Linked DNA regions of Homo sapiens: region 2 is linked to region 1. A link is a loop called in an ENCODE intact Hi-C map of the cell type or tissue named here. Cell type or tissue: gastrocnemius medialis. All regions are shown on one strand. Each heading gives the region's core, and the rest is flanking DNA. Links, peaks and the distances in the headings are about the cores only. Region 1 overlaps KLHL6 (kelch like family member 6). Region 2 has its middle 16 kb from the start of KLHL24.

What was found. A loop is a pair of places that touch in the nucleus more often than their neighbours do. Peaks named below come from ENCODE experiments on the same cell type or tissue, not always from the same donor. Only the 100,000 strongest peaks of a DNase experiment are listed, where the experiment ranks them.
Region 2: a loop joins it to region 1, with 2.4 times the contacts of the local background. A loop is called at or near these places in 4 of 110 quality-filtered maps.

What each region holds. Positions count from the first base shown.
Region 1 is chr3:183,501,376-183,504,290 of GRCh38, forward strand. The region is part of intron 3 of KLHL6 (kelch like family member 6); the gene reads right to left. Among named protein-coding and RNA genes, the nearest start is that of KLHL6-AS1, 46 kb to the right of the region's middle. In gastrocnemius medialis, for the core only: a CTCF peak has its summit at 1,590; no DNase peak of the experiment used is centred there.
Region 2 is chr3:183,618,664-183,621,578 of GRCh38, forward strand. No RefSeq gene overlaps it. Among named protein-coding and RNA genes, the nearest start is that of KLHL24, 16 kb to the right of the region's middle. In gastrocnemius medialis, for the core only: no CTCF peak of the experiment used is centred there; a DNase peak (open chromatin) is centred at 1,118; H3K27ac peaks cover 996 bases.

The sequences.
Region 1 (2,915 bases), core at 157-2,656:
CTATGTGGTCCTCTTTCGGAGGGGATCTAGGTGTTTCAGGGCAATGCTTAGAAAAAAGCACCGGCCTCCCTGAATTCATTCCCTTATGACCCTTTCTTCACTTCCGGGAACCAGGCCTCAGCCTCCACTCCGAAGCTCCCCTCGTCTTATCTGCAATGCTTGCTCTCCTGACCCAGTAACCTGTTGGGTGATTGAGAGGCTGCTAGGAGGACTGGACTAGCCGTGATCTTACCTCCTGACCCCCAGGGCTGGCACCTCGTTCCTTGGTCCTGACCTACGAAAGGCTCTCCTCCTGCTGGCTAAATTTCCTGGGTCCCTGCCTGCTGCCTGGATCTCCCCATAATATTCTATTCTCAATTTCCCATGCTACCACCCCAATCCACTTACCCTTTAAGGCACTGTGAGTAATTTACCATGTCACTTTGCCCTTTTCTCCAGGAAGCCATTCCTAACTTTGCACACATTCTCATAACCCTGAATTTCCCCCACAACGGCCCTTTTCATGCTTCATTGTAATTTACCGTAAGGCCCCTGATGGCAGGAACAGCCCTTTTTCTCCAGTGGATCCTCAGCACCAAGAATAGTACCTGGAGCTTGTGGGCATCTATAAACATTGATTAAATGAGCGAGTGAGCTGGGTGCAGTGGCTCACGCCTGCAATCCCAGCACTTTGGGAGGTCGAGGCAGGTGGATCACCTGAGGTCAGGAGTTCGAGATCAGCCTGGCCAACAAGGTGAAACCCAGTCTCTACTAAAAATAAAAAAGAAAATAAAAAAATTAGCAAGGTGTGGTGGCAGGCACCTGTAATCCTAGCTACTCGGGAGGCTGAGGCAGGAGAATCACTTGAATCTAAGAGGCAGAGGGTGCAGTGAGCCAACGTCGCAGCATTGCACTCCAGCCTGGGCAACAAGAGCGAAACTCCATCTCAAAAAAAAAAAAAATGAGTGAATGGATGAGTGAATGAATGGGCAAGCTAGGTAACTCAGTCTAAATCATTGTGGTAGTGAGCATCCACGATGGCCCCAGTGATCCCTGCTTCCTGGTATTCACATCTGTGTAGTTCCCTCCATGCTGTTCTAGAATTGGTCTCTATGACCAACAGATTACAGCAGAAGTGATGATACATCACTTCTGAAATTAGGCTATAAAAGGCACTACCAGCTTGCATCCTGATTGCTCTCTCAGTCTTTCTTAGGTCATTTGCTCTGGGGGAGGTCAGCTGATATAGAGATGCCCATATGGCAAGAAACTGAGGCTCCCAACCAGCAGCCAGCAAGGATCTGATGCCTGCCAACAGTACAGTAAGTGTGAGCTTGAATCTCATAATGAACTTTGAGATTACTGCAGCCCCAGCCAAGAGCTTTACTGCAACTTCATAAGAGACCCTGAGCCAGAAGCACCCAGCTAAACCACTCCTACATTCTGACACTCAGAGCCTGTTAGATAGTAAGTGTTTGTTATTTTAAAGTTTTCAGTTTGGGGGTAATTTGTTATGCAGCAATTGAGAACTAACACAATCATCTAGCTGATGGGCTTGGCTAGGGTAATGAGACCTGTCTTATAATTCAGCACCACGGAGCTGCCGAGTGGTGGCATCATTACCACATTGTAAGTTCAGCTACATTTGGCAAAATACTAACCCCAAAGCCATGACAAATGTCAATCTGAAGTCTGAGACGTGCCACTTTGTTGCAGACATATGGAAGTGTTTGCCAATGAATTGCATGCAACAATCAGGCATAACCAGTTTATTTTCAGATTGTTAAAAACAGAGCAGATAATTGCACCTTAATGACTGCTCACTGTCCACAGATCTTATACTAGGGGACAGAGTGAGCATATTGTTTCAGCAAAGCTGTCCTTGGGCTGGAGCCTCTGCTCCCCTTTCCCCACATCACACATGTCAGAGTAATGTTTGGTATAGATCAGGTTCATGTCTGAAAACTTAAGAGGCAGTTAAATGAAGAGGCAAATTTCCTCTGTCCCCAAAGTTCTCTTTCAATGAAGGTTCCAGCTACCATTCCCAAATCAAATGGAGACTGACATTTGCTTTTGGTGTGTTCTAAAATTTCCTGTTGTTAACACCAGTTTAGAGGATGGGCAAGGTTAGAAGAGAAAGATGGGCTGGGCACGGTGGCTCACACCTGTAATCCCAGCACTTTGGGAGGTCGAGGCAGGCAGATCACCTGAGGTTGGGAGTTTGAGACCAGCCTGACCAACATGGAGGAACCCCGTCTCTATTAAAAATACAAACTTAGCCAGGGGTGGTGGCACATGCCTGTAATCCCATCTACTCAGGAGGCTGAGGCAGGAGAATCTCTTGAACCTGGGAGGCAGAGGTTGCAGTGAGCCGAGATCGCACCATTGCACTCCAGCCTGGGCAACAAGAACAAAAGTCTGTCTGAAGAAAAAACAAAACAAAATAAAACAAAAATGGGAAAGATGATGATAGGACAAGAGGGTTAAAGTTTGGTAAATGAAGGGTACGGGGAGAAATGTGTTCACAGAGTAGCCTCCAGGCTCACACTACTGTCATCAGGAGTCAACCCAAGACCATTCCAGCAGGGAGCAGACTGACTCAGGGAATCAACTGGCAATGAGACCCCAATTAGGAGGTCATGGTGGCTGGTTGGTTGGTTCAGTTGTCCAAACTATAAAATGAAGATGAGAAAGTGCCTTGAGAAGGATTTGGGAAAATAAGGCCACAAAAACCTGAGACACAGTGAAAAGACTGGTTTTAACCCCAGAGAAGGAAAATGATTGATTGTGAGAGATGGAGCAACAATAAACGAACCAAGTGGCAATGGCAACAGCTTCCATTTGTGGGGCACTTAGCTTGTACCAGACACTGTGCTAAGCGTTCCATTCATTACTTAACTCTCAAGACAGTTCTATCAGTTGGTAGGTATTATTAC
Region 2 (2,915 bases), core at 150-2,649, 120 kb after region 1:
AACTAAGGAGAGAGGTGGCCATTGGGCTTCCCTGAGAGGCCTAGTCCCTTGAAAGCCTAGAAAGACCATTCTGCAGGTGCAGCTATCTACAAAATTTGATTCACAATTTGATTTAATTTAATTTTTTAAAACCTGAGCTATCCCAGATCCAAGGCCACAGGGCTGTGAGCTCCTCTCCGGGGAATCTGGAACTTTCCTGGTGCTGTCTCAGACCCCCAGCCTTCATTTCTGCCTTATCCACTTCCCTGGTTCAGGATTACTTTGCAAATCAGAAAACGCAGCTTCCTTCTGTTGTTAACTGACCTGATAGTTCTTTATGCCCACAGCTCACCCAGATCCTGTTTGAGCCAGTTGGTGACCTAGCCATTGGCCACCATGCTCCTGCCTCCCTGGTCCCTACCCTGCTGGCCACCCACAGCCACCCCTCAGATTGGAGTTCCCACCAACCAGCACTGTCACACCAGCTCTGGGCCCTGTCCTCAGCACACATACAGCACGATGTTTTGCTGGTGAAAGTGGTGATCCAGAGGAAGCAGTTAGATTTTATTACCGGTGGTGGCATCAACAGGACTTTGAACTGGTCCTGGCTATAGTTAATAACGCAGAAACTAGCTCAGACAATTCAAGTGCTTTTTATTTGTTGCTGTTTCTATCTCTTTGATTGCACTGGCCACTTTATTTTGCCACCGAGCTTTGCTGTTACCATTAAATTTTGTCTCAAATGGAAGCTCTTGGATTCTGAACAGAGTCAGATCCATCAGTTGTACCTTAAATTCCCCAGCTCCCAGTGGTTCTTTCTTAAAATGTGCGTGCTTGTGAAATAAGAGAGGGAAATGTCTCCAGCAGCATCCCCAGCTCCCTGCCCCGGAGGACTTTAAACTTTATCTCCAACTCCTTAGGCTGCAAATTCCACCTACCGTTAGGCTCTAAGGCAAATTTCATTTTCAGGCAACTTGAGGCATCTGGACCAGTCATTCAGGCCTCTGTATCCCTAGTGTTGTGTCTAGCTCCACTCTGAACTGGCTAATGGAATGGAAATGACTTGTAACCAAGCCACTGCCATGAAACCACATGTGACCTGGATCTCCTGCCTGGGTCCCCAGTGCCAGACTAGCCTGCCATCCCAAGGACATAAAGGCAATTACCCTGTAGGAGGGCCAGGTCCTTCTCAGTCACTGTCACAAGGACTATGAGAGGTGCTGTTGTAAGGTGTTGTAAGCAGAGGTGAAAGGACCCAACCTGGGGTCTTGGCTTAGCCCTGGCCCAAGCCAGAGGTGGTGGACCTTGGGTAGTAACCAAGGGATGTTATCCAGACTTCAGGGGGAAAGAAGCCTGAGGGGCTGATCTCAAAACCACCAGCTGCTGGAGCTCTACCCTACCTCCTGCCAGGCTCTGAGATGGCTCCTAAATCAGGTTGTGCTTAATCAGCAGAGAACATCTGTGAACACAGCCAGGAGGGAGGGGGTCAGACAAAGCCAGAGTCCCTTCCACTCACTGGGCCTCAGTTCCCTCAATTGTATTATGAGAAGATTGGATCAGGTGATCTCCAATTTTATTTCTGGTTCTGTGAACCCACTAGAAGTCCTATTCCATTCTATAATCAGACAGAATAATAATATTCTCTAAAAGCATATCTTGTGAGAAACAAATTAGATAATATGTGCAAAAGTGTTCTGTGAAGCAATAAGCCTTATGCTTATGAGATTAATTATCATAATTATCCTGCTCTCTCCCGGGCTGTTAACCATTATACTCTGTTAGTTAATGCTGCTATTACTGTCACTTACATCTTGCAACCCTACTGCTATGTTCCCCTACATTGTCACAATGTTTCACCCACTGCCATCTCAGTCACTATCAACTTTAGCACCCTGTTTTTAAAAATAGGTTTTATTGTCATAATTCAGGTATGGTGAGGCCAATGGATGAAATGATTGCCATCAAAAAGATAGTTCATCAATGAGAACACATGGACACAGGGAGGGGAACATCACACACCGGGGCCTATTGAGGGGTGGGGGGGAAGGGGAGGGAGAGCATTAGGACAAATACCCAATGCATGTAGGGCTTCAAACCTAGAAGACAGGTTGATAGGTGCAGCAAACCACCATGGCACATGTATACCTATGTAACAAATCTGCCCATTCTGCACATGCATCCCAGAACTTAAAATAAAAATCCTTAAAAAAGAAAAAAAAGAAAATATACCCAGGAAAACCTGCAACCCATCAAAAAAAAAAAAAAAAAGGTTTATTACTCACAGTTCCTAAGAGAAGGGGGCATACTATGCCATCCAAGGCCACATGGGGAAGTACCAGGGTTGGTCACAAGCCGGAGGGAGCAAAGGGAAAATGTGGGCAAGAGTCTTTACCATGCTTTTCACTGGAAGGAATGGGCAAGGCAGGGCAAACAGGCTTAGGATTGGCTAGTTTGAATAATTTCAGTGGGCTCTGGCGCATCATGGTTGTCCCTGCTTGCCTGTTACCTAGCCCTGGGGTACTTGGAGCAGGGGGTTAGTAGCCCAAGTGTCAGAGCCTCATAAGGGAGGTGGTTGGGGTATCGAGAGGAGTTAGCCAGCTTGCTTTAGGTAGACAGCAAGGGAAGGGTTTTTGGAGAGCTCTCCGTATAATCAGCAGGCTCCCCCCAAAAAGTTTCTTCTCCTTTTGTGGGCATAAACATGGTGGGCCCCCCCTCTCTGCTGCACAAAGCTTTCTTCTTTCACTTATTAAACTTTAACTCCAACCTCACCCTCGTGTTCAACCTCCTTAATCATCTTAAACATAAAACAAAAAACTCCACGTATTATCTCGAACAACAAAAACTTACATCTTAATATGTTAGCAATACTGCAACAGTATGGTCTTCGGATTGGCTGGTTTGCATATGAAAGGCATGCTCCTGGGCAAGTTGATTGC